Linked DNA regions of Homo sapiens: all the other regions are linked to region 2. Evidence: read pairs that join two places in POLR2A ChIA-PET (ENCODE). Cell type or tissue: K562. All regions are shown on one strand.

Region 1 (8,000 bases), 190 kb before region 2:
TCCTGAGCTTGCTGAACAGTTACACTGCATGAAGGGTGGGAAGCTGTTGTAATGATGCATGTCAACATGCCATGGTATGTATTGTCTTTATGACAAAATGACTTTTCAGACTCACCAAGCTCTCTTCCTCACAGGAGATGTGCCACTTGATGGTCACGGCCTTCTGGAGTTATTTCTTGGGTAACCAAAAAGTGTCCGGGGCCTATAGAAAGCAGCACAGTGTAGCCCTAGATAAAAATCTCTTACCCAGATTGCAAGTTAGGCTCTGCCACTTAGTCTGAGGCTGAGTTTTCTCATCTGTCAAATGGGAGTAATCTCATCCACCTACCTCATAGGGGTTGCTCTGAGGATCGAATCACATGATGTATAAGATTCCACATGTGACCAACATTCCACAGTTTATTGGCGATTTCTAGCTCCATTCTCTTATCTGATCCTCTCAACAATCCTGAAAATTATTTTGATCCTCATTTTACAGATGAAGAAACTGAGGCATGAAGAGGAAAAGTGACTTAGCCAAAGCGACATAGCTCGTGAGCCAGGATGATGCACGTTTTCTCTTTTCATACTCATCTTCAGTTATTCCTTGACACAAACCTGGTTACTAGTGCTATTGGCTACATGGCCCCTGTGCCTTAACTTCCCTCATGGCTCCTCCTCCCTGCAGCCTCTGAAGGTTCTCTGTGTAATGAATTAATTAGCTTTGCTTTTTTCTCCCTTTCCCCCCCTCTTTTTCCTGGCCTCTAGAAGAAAACACCAGCAGCCCCAGCAAAGAAAACCAGCACTACCTTCAACATCGTGGGGACCACCTATCCCATCAACCTGGCCAAGGACACTGAATTTTCCACCATCTCCAAGGGCGCTGCTCCCAGTGCCTCCTCAACCCCAACAATCATTGCTTCACCCAAGGCCACCTACGTGCAGGACAGCCCGACTGAGACCAAGACCTACAACAGTGTCAGCAAGGTTGACAAAATTTCCCGCATCATCTTTCCTGTGCTCTTTGCCATATTCAATCTGGTCTATTGGGCCACATATGTCAACCGGGAGTCAGCTATCAAGGGCATGATCCGCAAACAGTAGATAGTGGTGGCAGTGCAGCAACCAGAGCACTGTATACCCCGTGAAGCATCCAGGCACCCAAACCCCGGGGCTCCCCTTCGCGTATTTCAGGATTCTCCTTTTTACCCCTCTACCAAGCTGTGACCCTCAATTCATATTTATGAATCTCTACGCAAAAAATAACTACAGAAAAATTACTTGTCCCTCCAATATTGCCCAGTATAACCCCATCAAAGCCAAACACTGCCATTTGTCCAGTTGCTCATCTTAGTCTGCCAATCTCCCCTAGCTGAGGGCACTGCATGTATTTTATTGCACTCTGCCCGCTGCAAAAAGAACAAGAGATTCTACTCTCCATAGTGGAAGCCTTGGCTGTTTGAGAGGCCCAGAACAAGGAGAATTGTTGACTCCCATCTAGATCAGATGACTCTAACTTACTAGGCAGCCAGGTTAGGCTAGGCCATGTGATCCTGCGTGCCACCTCCCCTGCCTTCAGCAAGGCCTACTAGGCATAAGTACTGATAGCAAAGGTGGGAGCCAGTTCTACACCCCCAACCCATTTATTGGTTTGGAAATTAGTGGGGACAATTGGTACTAACCACCGTCTACCATGTATGGCCAAAATAAATAGAACTAGCTCTGCCAGCCTGGCACCAAGATGGCTGGTGCCCTGCCATGTCCAGCCCCTCGGGAAAATAGTCCCCTCCTTGGTACATCTCTCCTCCAGAAAATCTTCTTCCCCCACTGCCTTTGGCACCCTTGTAGCCAACTGAGCACTACTTAATTTGGACTCATTACCACCTGTAAACTTTTCAGGAAAAAATGATCAAGCATTTTTTATTTATATCGAAAAGTTGCAAATAGAAACAAAGTGATCTAGATTTAAAAAAAACATTTTTTTAAAATATGGGAGAGATACAAAAGTCACCTCCCTGCCAAGGCAACTAGCCTATACTGGATTGGGTAAGAGGTTTGGAGTGGATGGTAGTTGAGGATTGAAGTCTGGCTCAAAAGAGAAGGCTACTGGCAGATGAAAGTCAAATTCTTCCTTCCATACACTCCACATTCCACACCCTGGCCCAGGCACTTTTCTCCCACCATATCGGGAACCTCCGGTCCTCTGTTGATGCCGATTCTATGAGGGGTGAATTGGAAATTCATACAAATAAATATCTCTAGTCAATATTGAGTCAACTAGATCATTAACTTTATTGCCAATTTTATAATATATTATTTAGAGGCCATTTGTTCTTAATCTTAATGTGAGTAAAAGACACAGGCATAAATACGCAATTTTTATAAGGTAGATAAACTGAATCCCAGAAGTTTGAATGATTTGCCTAGGCTCCTTACAAGTGTCTTTAATAAAGAGCTATCGTGCGCCCCTTTCCAAAGGCCAAAATAAAGGACTGAGAAGCCAGGTCCACCGTGACCTCAGAATCAGCACAATCTCAGCGGGCCTTCTGGGTCACTAGTGGAACTTGGTTGGGCACCAAAAAGGTTTTTAGAAAGTCACAATGTGTCACCCAAGAAGATCACTTTTAATAGTCTCAGCCCAAGAGAATGAGACTGTTTATGATGGCAGCCCCAGCCACTTTGGCTCTGAATACCTGCACTAGTCCAGAGTATCCTAGAAGCCCAGGGTAAAGCCACAGAGGGCACCACAAGCAGATTCTCCCTGCCCACCGGCTGAACAAAGCTCCTAAGGGGTGTATCATTAGCTGCTGGTTGCCTTTTCATCCATCCTTTCCCCGTCCCCTGCTTCCTTGCCATTGCTGGGATAATGCATGCCCGTCCCATTATTCCTAAGACTGTGTCTGTAGGTAAATTCATGACTAGAAGAGTGTAGTCTTGTGGATATGTGGGGATATGGGGGGTGGGAGGGCGGGGCTGTTAATGGTTGTCTTAAGGAACTTAGAATGGAAGCCTGATCTTTGCCTCTCTGTAGAAATTGTGTTTCCAAATGCTTTGGTGCAATGTTTAGCTGCTGTTTATTAAACCCTTTCTGAATTGTACTTGGTCTGCAGAACTTTCTTTGGTCACTCTTTGCCTAACACAGACAGTACTATGTTTTTGGCTTTCACCCCCAATCTCATGCCACCATTACTTTCTGCTTCTTAACAACCATTGGAAAAAGATGGAAGAAAGGTACCCCCAGAGCAAGAAATGTATTACAATGATCCAAAGTAAAACTCGTGTGAAAACATAGCTTTGATTGACTCGAGGGTCTCATTGCCCAATATGAAATATTATGAAAAAGCTGTATTGCTTCTTCTGCTAAATTCACCCACTCCCAGGAAATAGAGCAATGTATTTTCATTGTAATTCTAAAGGATTTCTCTTCTCCATGGCTTACTATTTTCCCTTTGGCAACAGTTCCCATTCCAGGAACACGACCCCATCTTTTGGTTCCCTGTTACACAACTTGGAAGAGTTGGCAACTTCAAAGGAATTTGATCGTACACCAAGTAAGGACAACTAGGAGACTAAACCTGAAAATACAAGGTTTAAACTCTCAGGTCTAACAGTGATCTCCCCAGCCTCCCCACCCCTATCCCACACTCAGATCTTTGCCCTCAGCTCCATGTGGCAGGGTCTCCCTTGATGTGACACAGGATCATTAGTGCCCCAACTCCAGTTCTAGCATGGGAAAAGTTGGATCCTAAATTGAGGAGATTAAGGGGGTGCTGGTGCCGGGAAGGGGGCCCACAGGCAAACTGAGAGCAAAGAGCAGAAACAAAACAGACATTCCCCCCCTTTTTTTTCTCCAAAGTTTCAGCTCAGGGAAGAACAGCAATTCTTAGAAGGGAAGTCCCTACACATGACAAACAGACTGAGCCCTTGGGATCTACATTCACAACCTCTCCCTTCTCTGCTGTCACTGGAAAAAGTGGTTTCCCTTCTGTCTAAGGCCCAGCCTCTCCTTTTGTTCTTCATCTCTGCTCCTCTCTTCTCAAAGAATTCTAATTTTGTTATCTGCTCTCAGTGAAGCTCTTCTTGCTGAGTCACCACTGCCCTTGTTACTAAAACCTAAGGGCAGTTTTCAGTTATCTTATTTGACCTGTCAGCATTTGACACTGTTGAAAACTATTTTATTCTTGAAAATGCCTCTTTCTGGTTTCCATAGCACCATAGTCTCCTGATATCCCTGCTTTTTTTCTCTGCTACCTTTCCGTTTCTCATGTTTTTCCTTTTCAACTTCTCTCATCCCTTAAAGGCTGGGGTTCCCTCCAGTGTCTTCCCTGTTCTCTTTTCACTCTCCACACTCTCACTGAGTGCTCTCATCTGTCCTAATGGCTTCAATTAGCACATACTACCATTAACTTTTGTTGGGTAACAAATTATCCCAAAATAAAACAACCACATTTATTGTACCGATAGGACAGTGCACCGCAGGGATGGCCTGTCTCTGATCCATGATGCCTAGGGTCATAGACGGGAAGACTCAAACAAGTAGAAGGTGACTTAATTGACTAGAACATCTGGGGATGGAGGATATGCTTCCCAGCTCCGTGTGAAAAGGGATGGATTCTGTAGTAAGATGTAGGAGTATTAGTTGCCTAGCTCCAGTCTTATTCAGTAGGACAAAATTTGAGTCTTCAACTGAGAAGATAAAGGAGGTTCTGAGTTCCACATTGGGGGATAGGGGCTTTCACTCACATGTCTGGCAGCTTGGCTCTGAGTGTTGAAGGACAGGTTCATCTGGAACTGTTGACTGGAGTTTCTATACATGGCCTCTCCTTGTGGCTTCTTATAGCATGGCTTCTGGGTTCTCATAAGAAACATCTCCAGAGGGATGAACAAGCAACCAAAGAGAACCAAATGGAAGCTGCATGGCTTTTATTGGCCCAGCCTGGAAAGTCATGCAGTGTGCCTAAGGCCAGTGCAGAGTCAAGAGGAAGGGTGGATAGGGCCAAAGACTTTGCAGATGTGTATAAAATCTGCTATTCAAGAGGCTGAGGAGGAAGGATCCGTTGAGCCCAGGCCTTTGAGGCTGCAGTGAGCTATGATCGTGCCACTGTACTTCAGCCTGGGACAGATCATGACTCCATCTATAAAAATAAATAAATAAATAGATAGATAGATAATAATTTAAAACTCCACCACATCTCCTTTATGCTGATGACTGCCAAATGAATACCTCTAGCTTAGTTCTTTCACATCAAATTTTTTGACAAGTTCAAAACAGTACTCTTGATTCCTCCACCCTCACAGTTCTTCCCTTGGTCATTATTTTGTCAATAAATCAGAACGTCACTCACCCAGATGCTCAGGCCAAAACCCTATGAGGTATTCTTAGCCTCTCTCTCCCATCCTTACATCTAGTACATCTGAAAATCTTGAAAGCTCAGCCTCCAACTTAAATCCCATATTAGCCCTACTTCTACTACCTGTACCCCAGTCCAAGGCTCCATCATGATCTCTCACCGGAACACTACAGAGCTATCCTTTTAAATAGTAAACTAGATCATTCACTTGCCTGTTGAATACCCTCCAATGGCATGCTGCACATAGACTAAAATTCAAACTCTAGCCTTCACCTTCAAAGTTTTGTGTGACATGGTCCTGTTCACTCCTCAGCCTCCTGTTTTCACAATGCCTGCCTCTCACTCACATTTCATCAACCACATCAACTGCACATCAAGTCCCAATATAACTTATGGACTTTATGCAGGGTGTTTCCTCAGTCTAGCAAGTTCGTTTTCTCCTTGCCTTCACTGGCTGATGTCTGCTCACCCCCAAGCTCTCACCTAAAAAGTCACATCTCTCAGGCCTGTGTCCTTCCAGACTGGATGCTTTGCCATGTTGTGTGCTTCTATTACACTCTGTATTGCTCTCACTACCCCAACACTCACCATGTTTTATTGCAGTCTCCCACTAGACTAAGAACCGTGAGGGAGAGCTGTCCTTGTACACAAGTGTAGGATCAAAACCAGAGTCTAAACTCAGCGAATACTTATTGAATAAAATAACTTCTGAGTTGGGCTTCAAAAGATGATTCAGAATTTATCAAGCAAGAAAGATAATGGGTATTCCAGACAGGATGCACAAAGGCCCAGAAGTGAGATAAATCTTCATGAAGTATACAGCAAAACATATTTGTCCTAACTATCCAGACATTCTACCCATTAGGGTGGATGATGAATATAATGGCTCTGGACTTAAAAGGTGGTACAAGGGACACAACATGTCATATACCTGAGAACCTGGCTGCATGCCATCATTTTGATGACTTATCTCAAAAGGTTGGCTTTGACAAGTTCAGAAAGGTGCTAGCAACACATGTGAGCTGCTTTGGGGAAAGCCACTTGCTGGCCCTTACGATTGGCGTCTCCATTCCAAGCCAACATCCTGTAGACTCAAAGTCTTAGAGTTTCCCTTCCTTGAAGCCTCTCTTCACCCTTGCCAACCAGCAAACACATCCTCATTCAGATCACTGAAGGGTCAAATAAAATGCACAAAGGTGCATGAAGGATAATAACAACACTGCTAGGTCTTTTGCAGGCTGCTAGGTTTTATTGTAGCCTCAGAATAACAGAATAGCACTAAAAGCTGCACAAGGCTGGAGGCTTGACTCTGCATTCCAGCAAATGAAATTTTATACCTGCATATGTCATGTTGGGTAACAGCTCTAGGGTATTCATACACTTCGAGCTGGGCCTCCTTTCTGAAATACAGATCTAGCCTAGAATCATACTGATCATCTCCCTGCCTCTTGATAGGAAGAAATCTAGGAAAGTTTAATGAATTCTTACTGGCAAAGTGGAGAGCCAGTGAACTCCCAGTAGAACTAGTACTAGTGAAATCCAAGGTCTTCTTAAGTCACCACATTCCCTCCATGCTGTAGTCAGAAGAAGCTGCTACTGACCCTGAAGCTGTCTGCTTTCTTCAAACAATATCCATGCTGAGCTGGTGTGCTATGATGAGCCAAATTTTCCAGGCTTCAATGGCACCAGCAGACCTCCTCCATGTCAAGGTAAATGGGATATGTTGCCCAAGGTTGGTCTTCTGGTCTATGGTTACCTCAGCTGGTAAATCAGTTCTAGGCACTTTGGTTTTAGGGCATGGTCACACTGCAATCCCTTTCAAGAAGCCATGATGATAGATGCAGCAGAGCCTGGATCTTGGGCAGGTGGCCCTTTCCTCTTGTAAGTACTAATATGTGGCCATGTAAGAGGCTTGGATCAGGAATGGTCTCTGTCAAAATCCATGAGAAAAATAAGATACCAACATGATCATGGGAAAAAGCTTGTGGTGGTTGGAACTAGTGTGAATGGTAAAAAGATACAGGCACAGGGAGGCAGGAATACTGAGTTCTAATCTGGGATATACCACTGTCCCAGCTGTGTGAACTTGGGCAAGTCATTTAACCTCTATGTAACACAGCATAATAATAAAACTTTCCCAGGGATGACTACAAAGATTAAATGAGCTATTGCACATGAAAGATGGTTACAATCTTTAATTGCCACTTATATTGTATTAGTCTGTTTTCACACTGCTGATAAAGACATACCTGAGTCTGGATAATTCATAAAGAAAAGAAGGCTTAATGGACTCACAGTTCCATATGGCTGGGGAGGCCTCACAGTCATGGTGGAAGGCAAAAGGCACATCTTACATGGCAGGCAAGGAAGAATGAGAGCCAAGCGAAAGGCGAAACCCCTTATAAAACCATCAGATCTCATGAGAAGCATTCACTACCATGAGAACAGTATGATTCAATTATCTCCCACTGGGTCCCTCCCACAACACATGGGAATTATGGGAGCTACAATTCAAGATGAGATTGGGGTGGAGACACAACCAAACCATATTACGTATGTAGGAGATACATCTAATCCCAACACGGTTCCTGAATTGAAATAGGCCCTCCACATCTCTAGGTCTCAAATAGTCACCTGTGTAATGAGGATCTTGAGCTATGTGACCTTTAA
Region 2 (8,000 bases):
TGAGGTCTGGAATCCTGTTTTGTCCACAGCATTTCAACCGCCTTGGGACATGAGCCCTTGCTCTGCAGTGTATGTCTAGGGCTGAGGTCTTGCTCTTTGGCCAGATACTTCCTGGTGTTACTCAAGACCTCAAGGATACCAGGTGTGCCTGCGCTGTCATTTATCAGTTATTAGCTAATAATAGTAATGTTGAGAATGGCAGGTAAGCTTTGTTGAGTACTGACCATGTGCCAGACATGGTGCTAACTGCTTTACCTGGTCTTTGCCATTGAATCATCACAGGTGCCACGTGAGGTGGGAAGTATTATAATTTCCATTTGACAAGTGAGTAATGTGAGGTTCAGGGGCTTTAAGGAACTTGCTCCTAGTCATTTAGCCAGTAGTTAGGGGATGATCTGAAATTCAACCTGTGCCCTGTGTGCAGTGGAGCACAGAGGTCTGGTCACTACCCTGTACTGCCTCTGCCTCCATTGTTAGTCTATCTGCTTTGAAGCCTGGTTGTCCCCTGCTTGCTCCTTCATCCACTTCTGCACTTGGCTTAGCCCTGTACATAGTTCTTTCTCTAGGTGCTTTCCCCAGTGTCCCTGGCATCTCGGTCTTGCTGCAAGCCCAGGTACTTAACAAGCTAAGAGCCATGTAAGATTTGTCTGGGCTGGTATTTTTTCCTTGAGCTAATAAGAAAAGCATGTGTGCATGTGCTACAGTTTAGGCCATGCTAGGGCATGAACACACAGACTTTATGACCAGCAACTCTGGTTTTGTCCCTAAATCACATATATAGTAGGTCACATGGTGGTTTGCTGTTGGTTATTTAATTTGATAATTCACAACTGACAAGGGGGTTGCTCACTGCTATTCCAATCAATGGGTAGTTTGGTTTAGTTATGAAAACACAGCTGCTGTATTAACAGTTTTGTTTATATTCAGCTTGAATATCTAGTTGAAGAGAAGCACATCTGAAGTACAAACAGCCAGGGAGAGGGGTGTGCACCCACACACATGCACACACACACACGCACACACACACACACACACGTACCTAGACACTAAATGAGAATGTTTATTTCTAATGGAACTTTAAAAAGTGAAATGCAAAATGCAGGGAGCTGCTATCATGGCTGTGACTAAAAGCTCTTTCTCCTCCTCCTGCCTTCATTATTCTGTTCTGCCACCCTGGTCACCCGGGAAGACCCTGTGAGCCTTTTCCAACAAACCTCCCTCCTTTGCCTCCTCCCCAACTCCATCTGTCAGTTGTACATCTTAGATGTTGCTCCCTCCTGCGGCTCCTCTTCTGGCCATCCCTGTGGCTCTGATCCTGTTCACTGGGAGAAAAGAGGCTCCAGCTCTCCATCCCGCAAACTCTCCCGCCTACCCCCACCAGAGGGATCTTTGGAAACAACGTTTGGACGTACAATGTACCCTTTTGGTACTCGTCTGCAACTCCCCTGTTGCCCACAGGATAAAGTGCAATTGCCTGGCCAGCCTCCCACTCCAGCTTTATCTCCAAAAATTTCTCTTCACAAATGCCTCAGGCAATCTCCTCCTTGTTCTCTGTCAAACACCACACATAGCTGGTTTCAACACCCTGGCTGGCTCTCAATTTGGAATGTCCATCTCTGCACCTCTGCTGCCTATAATACCCTTTTCTTGCTTTGAGAGGCTAGAGATCACATAAGTGTTTTCCTGGGAACTCTGGGGCCCTCATGACTTTGTACCTTGTGTTAGTAATTTTTGAAAAAATAGTAATTTTTTACTAATTTTACCACAAGTTCCCACTCCTCTCTTGAAAAACATATGTAAGGGCCAGGACATCATCTGAGTCCTTGCCATATATTCCTCTATCATAAAGTCGATGGCCTGACCTAGACAAGCATGTGGCAAATACTTGAAAAACTACAAAATAATAATAACATTCTGTAGCCTCCACAAATCCTCACAGCTATCCTGTGGATGAGCTATCCCTTCGATGAGGTTTATAAGGAAGATGGCAAAGTATGATTAATATCAACCTGTAAGAGAAAAGTGCCTGGGAATCTCTGATGAGGGAGCTGTAATCACTTGCTTCCTTTGTCTGCCTGGGATTCAGTCGCTCATTCAGCAAACGTAATTAATGCCTACTGGTCATTGGTCACTGTGCTCAACCCAGGGGAATACAGGTAAATCAGACAAACCTTCATTTCCCGGAGGTCCAATGTCAGTGGAGGAAGAGACATGCATACAGGACACTTCAAATCCCAGGCTGGCTACAGTAAGGGCAGACATGCTCCTTTCCATAGCAGTCTGGTGTTGGACAGGACGGCAGGCGGATGGACTGGCAGCCTTCTCTTCCTCATGGCCTCAGCAAAGCCGCGTGTTTGCCTGTTCCCTGCTCTGCGGCATTTCTGCCCAGGGCAAAACTGGCTATATAATTTGCAGGGCCCAGGAAAAAAGAAAAATGCAGGTCCACTTGTTCAAAAATTATTAAAAATTTCAGCAGCAAAGCATGAAAGAAAGTATGGGGCTCTTCCCGGTGTGTGTCGGGGGGCGGGGGTGAGGGGCTGTGCAAGCCTAAACATGTCCTGCAGTCTCTTCTGTCTTGCACCGTAGTCTGAAGGCAGCCCCAGGTCCTAGTGGACTAACTCAGTGGTAGTAGGACACACACAGCTGCACACAAATCAGTGACACATTTGGTTGAGTGCCTATTGTGTACCCAGAGCTCTGCTAAGTCTTAGGGATACAGTGGAGACCCCAACAGACACATTTTGTGTGTATGCATGTGTGTGTTTGTCCCTGAGCTTACTTCAGTAGGAGAGACCCACTGTAAACAAGCTCATAAAAAATGCCCAAGATAATCATCAATGAGTGAGCAGTGTTGTGAAGAGGACAAAGCAGAGTGATGTGCTTGGGAGGTGGGGTGGTGAAGAGGGTGTTGTAGGTGAGTGTGGTAGAGCTAAGCCTCTTCAAGGATGCACACAGCCCCTTCTGGAGCAACAGGTGAGGATGCTGCCAGCGTCTGGCATCAGCTTGGTACACAAATCTTTGCCATTCCTTCTCCTTCTGAAGCAAATCAGAAGGGTCTAGGGAAAGAAGATGAAGTCCAAGTATGCTTGAGACTCTTGACGTGTCTCCCCTGAAGTGGGGCACTGCCCCTTCCCCTTCCCCCTCTGTGCCTTCTCGTGTCTTCTTCTGCTATCACCTGGTGCCAAGTCTCCAGAAAGATTCGGCCATCCAGTCTCAAGGAGGTTTCCAAAGCCTCCTCTATTCCAGTTGGTCCCTCTCACACTCAGCTTCTGGGGCCAAAGCGGGAGCCACATTGTGGCAGTGCCCCCTTGGGGTTCAGAGAAAATTCTCCAGTGAATGTCTCCGCCTGGTCCTCTGTTGGCGGGTCCTCCCTGCCCCCAAATACCTGGGAATTTGCCCTGTGGAATACCTCACATCAGAGCTTGCTGGGGAGACCCCTGTCTCTCTTCTTCTCGGTGCCAAGGAAGGTGCTGAGTTACCCGGCTTCCTTCATACGACAAGACTTGTATTCCGAAGGACTGAAGATTGTGGGCTGAGAGCTGGGAAAACCAGAGAGGGAGGTTGAAGCCAGGACACTTGGGGAAGCAATGGGGTGCAACAGGTGGCGGGGAGGAAGCCACGGCTGGAGAGCACAGTTTGACCCCGCGGCGTGCCAGCGGGCAGGAGGGGGTCGCCTCTGGGGCGTGAGCACATCCAGCCCCACATCTTGTCCCTGAAGCAGCTCCCTGCCGGCCACAGCCTGGGGCGCGAGTTTCCCCCGCCCAGGCCCCGCGCCGCGGGCTCGCCGCCTCCTCCCTCCGCCTCCCCCGCCCCTGGCTGTCTGGCAGCGCCGCAGTGGCGGCGTGGGGACGGGGGGCCTCAGCAACCGGGCTCCCGCCTCCTTCCCGCGCCCGCGCGAGCCTCCCCGGCTCCCCACCGCAGCAGCCGTCACGTCGTCGGAGATTTCCATCGGGGCGGGCCTGGGGCGGGGAGCGCGGGACGGGGCGGGGCGAGTGGGAGGAGTGAAAGTTGGAGCCCAGCAAAAGCCTCCGCCCCGCGCTCAGTGCGGCCAGAGCGTGAGCCGCGACCTCCGCGCAGGTGGTCGCGCCGGTCTCCGCGGAAATGTTGTCCAAAGTTCTTCCAGTCCTCCTAGGCATCTTATTGATCCTCCAGTCGAGGTGAGTCTCCATCCCGGGACCCGGGAGCCCTTCGCGCCCAGCTCCCTCTCCCCGGGAGCCGGGACGGCTCCCGGGACCCCAGCGGCCCCGCGTTCCTCGAGCCCCGCGCCCGCTTTGCCCCGGCCCTACCGCGGGCTGGCCGAGTCCCGCGTCCCCTCGATGCGCGCCGGCCTCGGCCCGCCTCACTGTAGGATGGGCTCCCGGGGTCCTTGAGGGGGAGCTCCAAAAGGAAGACAGGACGCCAGAAGGAAGACGGGACTCCAGTTCGCGGATTCCCGCTCTCAGAAGCACTGCGGTGGCCTGGTGACAAGCACTCCTCGGAGTCTTGCGCAGGAACAGGGGAGCGGCCCCGGGGTGACCGGCCAGGGCAGGCTTCAGCTACTGGGGGGGCCGGAGGTGCATTTTGAGAAGGGGGTGCGCGGGCTGAGGGAGCTTAGCTGCGCCAAAAATGTGTGAGTGTTGCCTCGTGTGTTCTCTGCTGCTCACATTTTTTTTAAGAGTGCCTACTGAGTTCCAGGCACTGCGCCAGGCAACTCTGACATTACTTGCTTCCCATGCCGCTGCTCCTGTTGGTGCCAGTCTCAGGCACGAGCTTTGGTTTAGTCTAAGGGTTCCCGCACCAGCTATGCCCCCTCTCCACCGCTGACAGCCTCCCACTTCCTTAACTCATCCCTAGACACCCTGCTGGGCCTTGGGCAGACTGGAGCCAGAGGCCAGGAATATTATTCTCCTCTGAAGTCTGTGGTTTGGGCCGTAGATTTCAATCCCCTTCTCCCCTTTCAGGTTTCCCTTGAACAACCATCTTCCCTCACACCTTCTCCTCGCCCTGAGACTTGGCTAGGAGGGTCGTGCCCTGGATTTGTGGCTTTTTGGGGTGGAAGATGACTGCTTCGTTTTGTTGTTGTTGTTTTGAGATGGTTCCTGCTGTGTGTGAAGTGTCACAAATTTGCAAGCTTCCTGATCTGTGGAGCTTTCTCGAAGATTCCATGGCACTGGGCTTGTGTCTTGTTTGTCTGTTCTGGGGAGGGAGGGTGGCTTCTCTCCCTACCCCAGATTGCGTTAGCTCATCAGAGAAGGGGATGTGTAGCTGCTTGCTGGCTCACTGGTGCCCTGGAGTGGGGCTAGCCTCAGCAGGAGCTTGATAAATGTCTTTCTATGCGTGCTAGCAATTTCCAGTCATCCACATCCCTCAAAATGGGATGTGGACTAGTTGAGAAAGCTGACGTGGTGACTGGCTAGGGCAAAAGATGGCTCTGGGGTGGGGGAAATAAGAAGGGGTGGTCAGAGAGGAAAACAGCAGGGAAAAGGGACTGGGGAAATGGAAACTGCCCTTCAAGCATAGCAACCTGTGGTGTCAGGAAAGAGCTGAGGAGGTGACAATGGGGTGTACTGGGCCACACTGAACCAGAAGACCTCTCCCTGGTCCAGGCTTAGCCTCAAATTAGTTGTGTGACTTGGGGCACAGTCCTTCCTCTATCTGGGCCTCAGTTTGTCCATCTGTAGAATGAAAAAAAAGATCTGATTTAGAAAAAAATCCAACATCTTTTCTTATGCGCCCCTCCCCCCCCCACTTCTCACACCACCAACAGTCGACTGTTTGGGAGGGGGTAGTGCAGAGATTCAACTTCATGCTGGACCATTATGTCTAGAGACATGTGAATGTCTGAAAAACTGCCCTGGAAAATGCCACTATTCCAATGTGTGAGTGTTTTTCAAGTTTTTATTCTGTCTAGCCCCGAAAGTGAGCTTAATGGCTGGCTGGGGAAAGGTATGCATTGTCAGCAGCTCTTTAACCCCAAGGACCTCAAGATGAGGTTTTGTTTTGTTTGTTTATTGTTGTGTTTTTTTTTTTTAACTGGCAAAAGCCAATTTTAGGATTAAAGCCACCTTATGACCCTCTGATATCATTTTTATTGCAGACCTAGTCTAGGGGCAGGAGGGCTTTGGTGGTCTCAGTGCTTTCAGGTTTATTTGTTTGCCTCTGCACTTTTAAACTTGGGGCAGCGGGGAGGATCTCGTCCATGGATTTCAGACATCTGGGAGGGGCTGCTTCAGGCGTTTAGGTGGTCCTGTCTGGCAGTGCTCAGTCTACCACTGACTGCCAGTTCTGATTGTGCCACGTTTCCAGCCACATCACTCATTTTACAGGGTCTCAGGGCTCCATTTTTCCTCCTCTCTTCCCATAGTCACTGGCCCTTATCTTTTGAGATGGCTGGGAGTTTGGCCTCAGGGAAAGAGGACATCTTCTAGATATGGCATTTGAAAGTAGAAACTGTATTTTCCAAGCCCAGTTCTTCCCTCGCCCACAATGGGAAGTAGCCACTTCAGACATGAGAAATGGTGTGGATTTGGCACATCTGTATGCCACTTAAGCAATTCTAACAGCTTGAAATACTGCAGAAAAAATGCATTTTGCTTCTTAAGTTGGCAGTCCCTTGGTCCGCAATACAGGGGTCATGCCAACGTCTCTTGCCCTGTTTACCCCTTATTTTAGGAAACAAATTGCCTTATGGCTTAAAAAAATCCTTTTGGAAGTGTGACGTGCCAGTAGAAAAGCATAGACATCATGAGTGAACAGCTCAGTGGCTTTTCACAAGTAAACAGGCCCGTGTAACCAACACCTAGATCAGGAAATACAGCATTGCAACCCCCTCACCACACACACACACACACACACACACACACACACACACACACACACAGACACACACACACACACACACACACACACACACACGCATGCATCTCCAAAATGCCTGTCCCCGTACACTTTCCTCCCCAAAGGAAACCACTCTCCTGCCTTCCAGTATCACAGATTAATATGGGACGATGGCTTTTAAAAAGACTTTTAATTATAATTTTTTAAAGACATATAAAGGTAGGGGGAACAGTGCACCCCCATTGTTTGTGAACTCATGGCCACTCTTATTTTCTTTTACACCACCCACCCTCCAATTCCAACTTAGATTGTCTTGAAGCATATCTCAGACATCATATCATTTTATATGTAATTGTTTTAGTATGTATTTCTAGTCATTAATATTTCACAAACATAAGAAAATACCATAATTACACCAAAAATTAAAGAATAATTTATTCATGTCTCAACTGTCCACTCAGTGTTCAAATCTCTCCTATTGTGTCATAAATGATTTCTGTTTGTTTTTCAAGAGTTTGCTTTTAAATAAAATAAGATCCAGATATTAGCAAGTGGGGCATTTTGATTTTTAAAAACACTTTTTATGGAATTAGAACATGTATACAGAGAAGTGCTCAAATCATAAGTGTACAGCTGATGAGTTGTCAGAATATGACCACAGCGGTGTAAAGAAAGCCAAATCAAGGACCCGAATGTGAGCAGGACCTCAGAAGCCCCCTTTGTCACTGCCTCCCAGCAAAGGCAGCACTATCCGGACTTCTAACACCATCGGTGAGTTTCATACCTTGGCAGATGGCCTTTAACATTTTTGTTTAATTCAATTATTCTTACTAATCTTCTTCTTTTTCTTGGCTGTGGTGCATGGCTGTGGAGCTCAGGGTGGACTCCTGTTGGGCAGCCAGTTCCTGGATGGCTGTCTGTGGGTGGAGGACTCCTGCCTTTCCTGTTTAGACACCCACAAAGGCTGCTCTTTAGCCTCCTTCCCTTCATCCCCTTCCCCTGCCCCCAGTGCAACGAGTATTACACAACCAACAAAACCGCAAAATATTCCCACAATTTTCTGGTCCTCTCTGGGAGAGGCCGCTCTGGCTTTCGCAAGCATTCCTCTCAGCCCTGGCCCTCTGCCTGCTCCTCACTCCTGGTTGGTGCTGGTCAGGCTGACTAGAGGCCAAGGCTAGTCACAG
Region 3 (8,000 bases), 76 kb after region 2:
ATCAATGGCAGAGCTGAGCTGCTATTGCCTGGCAGGCTTGGGATCATCCAGGGAAAATGTGGCTGTTCCCTGTGGTTTCACCTGCCTATGTGTGCCTCTAAGAGTGTGCCACTATTCTTTCATTGCCCCTCCCTCTGTCTGCATAGGCTATGTGGATTGTCCTGCCAGCCTCTCTCCACCCCTGCAGGGTCAGTGCCACTGGTTACTACAGTTCAGTGGCCAGGCAGAGGACCTTGTGGTCTCATAGACCCCCAGATGACTGGAGGGGGAATACCCTGAGAAGTCCCAGGATCAGCCTTTGTCTTCCTGATGGAGAGCCCCACTCATCACTTCTCCTGCCTCTGGCCTCTCACTGACTTGGCTTGAATCCGTCACTCCTGCTCCAGCCCAGGCCATGTTTTCCCTGCCTTCTATGCCTCTGGGGATTTATTCATAGCACTTCCATCCTCCTCTCTCAGACTCATCTTTCCTTACCACCAAAAGCCACAAGGTGGGAGGCTGGGCCCTCTTCTCAGTGTTTCTGTGGACTTCATGAGTCTTCCCAAAAGTTTTGAGAGGTCCAGGTTACCATGCTCAGGAATAGAGGCTAGAAAAGTGAAGTAACTTGCTGCAAGTCACACAGACACTAAGGAGTAAAGCCAGGATTGGAACCATAACTTGGATTTCAAAGCCTGGGCTCCTGCCACTGCACATGAGCCTCCCTCTCTAGGTGGCCTGGAGTCTCCTGCTAGGAGTGAAGAAGCAATTGTGGCATCATGGTGATGGGGCAAAATGAGAATCAGAATACCTCGATCGATTCCAGTTCCAGCTTGGCCCCTTGCTGCCTATGCAGCCTTGCCATAGCCACCTCATCTTTCTGGGCCTTGGTTTCCCAGCTATATAGTGTGGACTACCCTGCAAATCCTTTCTAAACTTCGGTCAGTCAACATATGTTTAGCGCACACCGATTTTGTGCTAGATTGTTCCAGGCACTAGGGGACAGTTACATAAAGTCTCAAGGAGCTCATAGTCTATTGAGGGCGGAGGGTTAGAATACATAAATAAATGACCAAAGTAGATTATTCGTTGTTTGCTGAGTGCTACAAAGGAGATTCACTAGGAAAAGCGGTGGGAAGTGCTGGGGGTGGGGGGCTGCTTTAGCGAGGATGCTAGGAGCTTAGGGTTCGCATGTGGCTCTAGCAGAAAAGCACATGTGGAAATGCTCAGCACACCAGGCCATAATGCAAGAAGGGCAGGCCAGTTGGCCTCTTACCTTCAGATCCTCATATCCCATTCTCAGTCCTAGCCATCTGCTCCTACTTCCTGGTCTTCAACTTGCCCTGGCTTGAATCCCTTGCTCCAGCTCCAACTCGGGCCCTATTTCTCCGTCATCCATGCCTCCGGGGCTTTCTTTGTAACACTTCCATCCTCCTCTCTCAGACTCATCTTTCTTTAGCATTGTCTGAGGTGCACCTACTGGGAGAAACCTGCCCCTCTCCAGCTCCTTCTGAGGCCTCACATATATGTCTTCTTATGCTCTGGCCTACAGGATGTGATTCTGTGTAAGAATAGCTCTTAGCATGCGGATACTTCACTTAGCCCACCAGACAGGATCTCAGAAGGCTATGACTGCTTCAGAACCATTTTGGTGGCTCCTAACGTTACCCAGCATGCTGCTTGGCACAGAGGAGGAGTGGTGCTCAGTTTTTGTTGTTTGACACTGTCCATAGTGGCAGCAAGGCTTACAAGCTCTTAAACTGAAGGCTTTGTAAAGCCTGGCACTGCCAGGGTAGAGACAAGCAGAGGCTGGTGGTAGGGAGAAAGGGAATATAGGAGAAGAGAGCACTGGGTTTGTCCAAAATCACTGAGATAGAAGACCTAGAACCTTCCTTCATGAAATACTCTTTTCTCTATGTTCTCACAGATCACTTTCTTCTGACTCTCTTCTCATTACCGGCTGATCCCCCTCAGTTTTCTCTGTCCAACCATTAAGTGTGGGTGCTCCTCAGGACTGTGCCCCAAACCCTCCCAGCTTCTCCTCTCTGTCATCATACACTCCCTGGCTAATATTATTCATTCTCTCTCTCCAGCCTCGTCTCTCTCCTGAGCTTCTGAGCTAAGTATATGGTTGTTTCCCAGGTCCCTCTACCTGGAGGCCTAACAGGCATCTCAGCCTCAATAAGACCCAAACCAGCCTCATCTCCTACACTCCCACACAAGAGTACCATGATTAATCCAGCAGTCATCAGAATTGGAAATAAGTGCTCACCACGCCACCTATTTCACTTCTAAATAACTTCTAACTCCATCTTCTCATCTCCATCTCCACTGCCACCATCTTGATATAGGCCCTTATGCTGGTCCATTTGCCCTCAGAGCTATTCATCACCCTTCCTCTGCTCAACTCTGTTTTTCAGGCTGCATTTTCTAATCTCTTGTGCCTCTTGGAGGGAGATTGGAGGGTGAGAGGAAGGGGGAAACCAGGAGGGTATATATTTTGTTCCTCTCTCTGCCTTAAACTGCATCCGTCTCCCCTGTGATTCCATTTCCCACCAACAGACACTCCATGATTCCAGTTTCCACCAGGTGACCCTGTCCCAGGATTCTGGAAACCCTGGTTCCATTCTTTGTCTCTCCAGCCAAGGGCTGGTAGTGATTTCCTGCTGTTACTTATCTCTGGGTTGACTCATCGTATGCAATTTGGCTCATCAGTAATTCCATCTCCTATGTAACTAGTTCCCTGCATTACATTTATCCTCTAAAAAAAAATTGGAATGGCTTCTCTTTCCCTGGTTGAACCCTGACTGATATAGCCCTTATTACTTCTAGCCTAGCTTATTGTAACAGCTTTTTAGTAAATCATCCTGATTCTAGTCCTATTTCTCTCTAATGTTCTCTTAACCCTGCAGACGGAGAAATATGCCTTACGATAACTTTTCATAAAACTTTTCAAGAGCTCCCCATTGCCTAGAAGATGTAGTCCTTACCTTGGCTTGCAGTCTAATGGTGGGATGGATGGGAGAGGAGACCGTTGCCAGTGTTTGGTTACCAGATAGGGGCCAGGGCAGCAAGTGAGGGATTTCCCTTAGCTACAGACTCAGTTTCAGATTCCGTCCTCACAGAAGGGAAGGTGAGCTCCCAAAAATAGCCTTGGTGAGTAATAAAGATTTCAAGACCCCCTGACTGATCCAGACCAACCAATTGGAAGCTCCTGCTTCATCCACTTGCTACATTTACAGGACATTCCTGTCACAACAGAGGACCAAAGTATACCTGGCAAATAAGCTCAGGAGAGTATTTTCTTTACATAGTTCTCCTGGCTTAAAAATTGAATTTGTAAAAATTTTTAAAGAACTTTGATACAATTGGATTTTTTAAAGATCAGGGTGTCAGGGCTCAAGGAAAATAAAAATTAGAAGAAAAAAGATGGAGCCAGGGATAAGTTTGTGCAAACCACGCATGCTGTGGGATTCTGTACTTTTGGCTTAGCCTGGAATTTTTTAGCAGCCGGTTCTAGGAGAAAAACTCTCCTTTACATGATCCTCAGGGTTCGAAAGACAAAAACCAACCGCTGGCTCATAGAAGCAAAACTATTTCACGTAATACATGAGAAAGAAATTGCTTCTAGGGATCTTCATAAAGAGGACAAGATGGACTTAGTGAACAACATCCTCAACAACATTTTCGAAGTTCTAAGGGAGGCTTCTGTCAGAATTAGAGAACATTTCCCTGGGTTCATGGTTTAAGTGTATATGCTGTTGGGGAGAAGAGGATCTGGAGTTACATTTTATCTGCTTTGTATTATTTTTGCCATTGTTTCCTCAGACTCCTGTACTGTAATACTTACTGAACTTGTGATGACCTAGAATTCTTCTACCTTTGCCTCTCCCTTGATTAATATACCAGGTCTATGTCATGTGGACATTTACTAATCCATCCAGCAACCACTTATGGATAACCTACTGAACTTCCAGTACTACAGTGGTGAAGAGGATTGATACAGCTTCTGCCACTAGGAAATTGAAAATGTAGTGTGGGGAGACAGATGATAAATAAGCCAACAGATAAATAAAGTAAACAAAAATATTGATAATGATGATGGCTTGCAGGAAATAAAACACAGTAATGGGATAATGTTTGGGGTAGGGGGATGCTAATTTGTATAAGATGGTTAGGAAAGGACTTTCTCCAGGGTTAAAAGTTGAGCTCATACTTGAATAATGTGAAGGAAGAAACCATACAAAGTTCTTGGATGAAAGTAATTCAAGAAAATGAGACAATCAGTGTAAAGGCCTTGAGGTTGAAAGCAGCTTATTCAAAGAACAGGAAATAGATCAGTATAACTGGAAGGAGTAAAGCAAGGAAAATGGTAAGAGATGCAAACAGGGAGGTAGTCAGGGGCCAGATTATGCAGGACCTTTGTAAGTCAATCAATTAATAACTTGGAATGAATTAGTAGTGAGGCCAGAGATGAAAGGGTGACCTAGAGACACTGTATGTGCAAAGGTATACAGTAAAGTTTTGTACCTTCAGTGCTTTTCTAAAAAACGTCAGAAAATGTTGAGAATTCACAAGAAGATAGAGGGGACACCCCAGGAATCACATATGCAATGTAAAGGTAAAGTTCACTCTGGCAGCAGTTGATTTTTCTCTTCTCTCCTAGAAATGTAATGCGAGTTATTACAGTGTTGGCATGAGGTTAAACCTGGAAAGGGCTATAAAATGTTATGACAGGGAAAGGAAGTTTTCTCTTTCTTATATGGGTTATTTACAGAATTTCTCTTTTGGAGATAGATTGGAGACATTGCCCAAGCTCCCATGACATTCATCCAGAGAAAGCGAAATCAATAACATGGCCAACAAATCTGTGAGTCAGAGTTGCATTTTCTACTTTTAAGTTACCTACAGACTCCAAAGTGCCACTGATACTAAAATGAGTATGTTACAATCAATAACCCATACCTTGGTAGGCCACTTCTTGTGGTGTAGTTGCAATAGTTAAGAGAAAAAATAATGAGAACCTAGACTAATATAATGGCAATGGGGATGAAAAGCTAGGGATCGACTTGAGAAATGTAAATCAAACAAAAATCAGCAGGATATGGAGATTAGTTGGATAACTCCCAAAGTCACTACATCGGTGACTGTGAGGATGATGCAATCATTCACTGAAATAGGAAACACAGGGAAGCAGTTAAGTTGCATGGGGTAGGGTAAGGATGAGGTGGTGAGTTCAGTTTGGCTCTGCTGCCTTTGAAATGCCTGTGGGATGTGCAGTTAGAGATGTTGTGTGGATAGTTTGTTATATGCATTACGAAGTCAGGAGAGCTATGAGCTCCAAGTAAAAGTTTTTGTGGGGAGAAGTGTCTTGAGCTTAGAGGTGGTGGTTGGAACCTTGATAGTGGAGAAGACTGTCCAGGGAAAAAGTTATAGCCTTAAGAAAGGAACCCTGGGTTGTGTAATATTTGACAGATAGTTAAAGAAGTGGCAACCCCAAAGAGAATGAGGAGAGAAATCGTAAGTCAAAGAAGTAGAGTGTTTCCAGAAAGGCATGGCCAACAGTCTTCAGTGTTACTAAGGGGTCAAGTAAAAACAGGACTGAGACTTAATGATGGATTTAGCAATCTGGATGTCATTGCTGACCTTGACGTGAGTGGTTTTCTGTGGAGTAGTGAGTAGAGGCCAGAGCAGTAGAGTAGATTAATAAGCAAGTGGGAGGTTGGTAAGGGGTGGAAACAATAAGCATACATGTCTCTTTCCAAGAGTTTGACAGTGGTGGAGGGAGTGGGGGAAAGATATGGTGGTTGGAAGATAACATGATTGTATATGCATATCCAAACTCACCAAATTGTATGCATTAATTACGTGCCGTAGTGCAGTTTTTCTGTACACTAATTATACATCAATAAAGCTGGATTTAAAAAGAAAAACTATAGGCCATAGGTTTATGAGTTTTAAAAAATAATTATGAGAATCTTTTTTTCTTTTATACTGCAGCAATTTGAATGTGTTTTCAAGTTTGGAGAAGACCTTAGAGAAAAGGAGCATGAAGGAGCAGGAGAGAAAAGGAAAAAGCGATGAGGAGACAGAAGGGGACATATTAAGGACTTAGGGGTATGAGTGTGGGAGAAATGCTTACCTTTAACAGAAGGAGAGACCCCTCTGAGCCTGGAGGTGAAGTGGTCAGAGAAGACTCATACATCGATAGCAGGGCAGAGTCAGGGAGTTAAGAGATTTAATTTCTGATGGCCTCCATGTTTTCAAGGAAGTAAGAGCAAAGTTGTTTTCTATAGGCAAGAAACATGACAATATTTAGGAGGCTTGAGGAAAGCAGAAAGTGTTTATTTTAGTGACTGGTGAATGTAAACATTCGAGAAGTCTTGCTGGCCAGTTTCTTTGCAGTCGTACAAGACTTTTTGAGCTTGCCACTCATTTACAACTTAACTGTCCAGCCTTATCTGCTGGATGAAAACTGGAGGAGAAGGTCACTATGGCCATGGAAAAATATTCCCTTGCAGCAGTGATTGCTCAGTTGAGGACAAACCCTGATTTATAATGAGGCTAATCATGGTTGTGTGATTTGCCCCCGCTAGCCTCAGAGCTGGGTCTAAAAGAAAAGAAATAGGATTATGGATTATTAGTTCATCCAGGGATATGATTTTGTTGAGTGGATGCAGGAGAAAGAGATAAATGCACAAGGATCAAGAGTTCTGGGGACAAAGTTGTTCCACTGATCCATCATGTATTGGGGGACTGGCTTGGGATGAAAGGAACAGAGGCTTGAAGGAACCTGCTGCACTGGGATTAAAGGGATGCACCCCGTGGCCGAAGAACTGTCTGAGGTCAAAGAGAAGTGACTTCAGTGGGATTGAGTTCAAAGGATAGGGGCACATGATCAGGGGATGTGATCTGAGGTCTGGTGGGGGTAACTTAGCTGGGGTTTCAGCATCTGAGCTTTTGGATAATTCTCCGCATCTGTCTGCTCATTGACATTGGCTGACAGCTTCCTGGAGGCCTGCCTCAGGAAAAGTTGGCAGCAGAGAGTGGATGAGTGAACTTGGAAAATTCCAATTCTTTTTGAGATGGAGAAGGGGTGCTAATACTTTGGACCCAGGAGAACTAAATGGAAATAATATTTTCAAATGGAAAAGGCACCACAAATGACTAATTAGAAAGAAGACTTTTTTGTCTCCTGGACCAACTGAGAAATGCATGTGATTTGGAGCATAGTGACTTTTTCAATCTCTTGGAAATGGCTGTGGCTTTTCCTATGTATAATGGCATTAATTAAGCTAAAATTGCTTCCATTCTCTAAAAATATATGAATACAATAAGAAAAGACATTGGCCAAATTAACAGAAACCTGAGGATTTAGTGGAAATGATTTGTGTTCTTTATGAACTTGGATCAGAGTTGGATTAAACAAGTCAGATGCAAAGTTCTAGGACAGACTGGCTTGATGATGTAACAAGCTGGCTTTGGTCACTGGCTGGCCGACTTCAGCCAAGGAGCCAGCTCTGAGGGCACTTGGCTTTATATTGGCTGTGAAACCCCACAGCCATGGCACCCGCTGCTTGGTCCTGATGGGACAGACATGATCGGGAGACCAGGCGGAATCTGTCAGCCAGCTGCTCTCCTAGGCTGCTCTGAACAGTCTGAGTATCCCATTCTTCGTGAGCATTTGAACCTGTTCTGACCTTTAGGCTCGTTCCTGTAATAGACAGAAGATCATGAACGCTCTGTTTTCTTTTAGTTATTACTCTCCTTCTATCAAATCTCACAGTGCTTCTCACATTTTAATCATCATAAGAAACACCTGGGGATCTTATTCAATGCAGATTTTGACTCAGTAGGTCTGGGTTGGGATCTGAGATGTTGCAAAGTATCCTGATGCTGATGGTCTGGGGGCTACACTTTGAGAAGCAAGGCTCTCAACCAGGACTTTCCCCAAGAGAGCATTCCCTACTCACCTTGTTAGTGGGCATTTACTGAAAATCCCCCATGCACCAATCACTGTGCAA

What was found. ChIA-PET counts read pairs that join two places held together with the same protein. Peaks named below come from ENCODE experiments on the same cell type or tissue, not always from the same donor. Only the 100,000 strongest peaks of a DNase experiment are listed, where the experiment ranks them.
Region 1: POLR2A ChIA-PET joins it to region 2 with 5 read pairs; 1 of 35 experiments calls an interaction of 5 or more read pairs at or near these places.
Region 3: POLR2A ChIA-PET joins it to region 2 with 7 read pairs; 2 of 35 experiments call an interaction of 5 or more read pairs at or near these places.

The regions. Positions count from the first base shown.
Region 1 is chrX:152,161,311-152,169,310 of GRCh38, reverse strand. It overlaps GABRA3 (gamma-aminobutyric acid type A receptor subunit alpha3), which reads left to right. Exons shown (of 10, transcript NM_000808.4): 10 at 748-3,077. The coding sequence ends at 1,083. Among named protein-coding and RNA genes, the nearest start is that of MAGEA10, 27 kb to the right of the region's middle. In K562, no CTCF peak of the experiment used is centred here; a DNase peak (open chromatin) is centred at 4,120.
Region 2 is chrX:151,970,727-151,978,726 of GRCh38, reverse strand. GABRE (gamma-aminobutyric acid type A receptor subunit epsilon) reads left to right here and starts at 4,051. Exons shown (of 9, transcript NM_004961.4): 1 at 4,051-4,157. The coding sequence starts at 4,102. In K562, a CTCF peak has its summit at 3,310 (motif pointing left); DNase peaks (open chromatin) are centred at 3,316, 3,916, 4,476 and 5,486; H3K4me3 peaks cover 6,097 bases.
Region 3 is chrX:151,894,479-151,902,478 of GRCh38, reverse strand. No RefSeq gene overlaps it. Among named protein-coding and RNA genes, the nearest start is that of MAGEA4-AS1, 13 kb to the left of the region's middle. In K562, no CTCF peak of the experiment used is centred here; no DNase peak of the experiment used is centred here.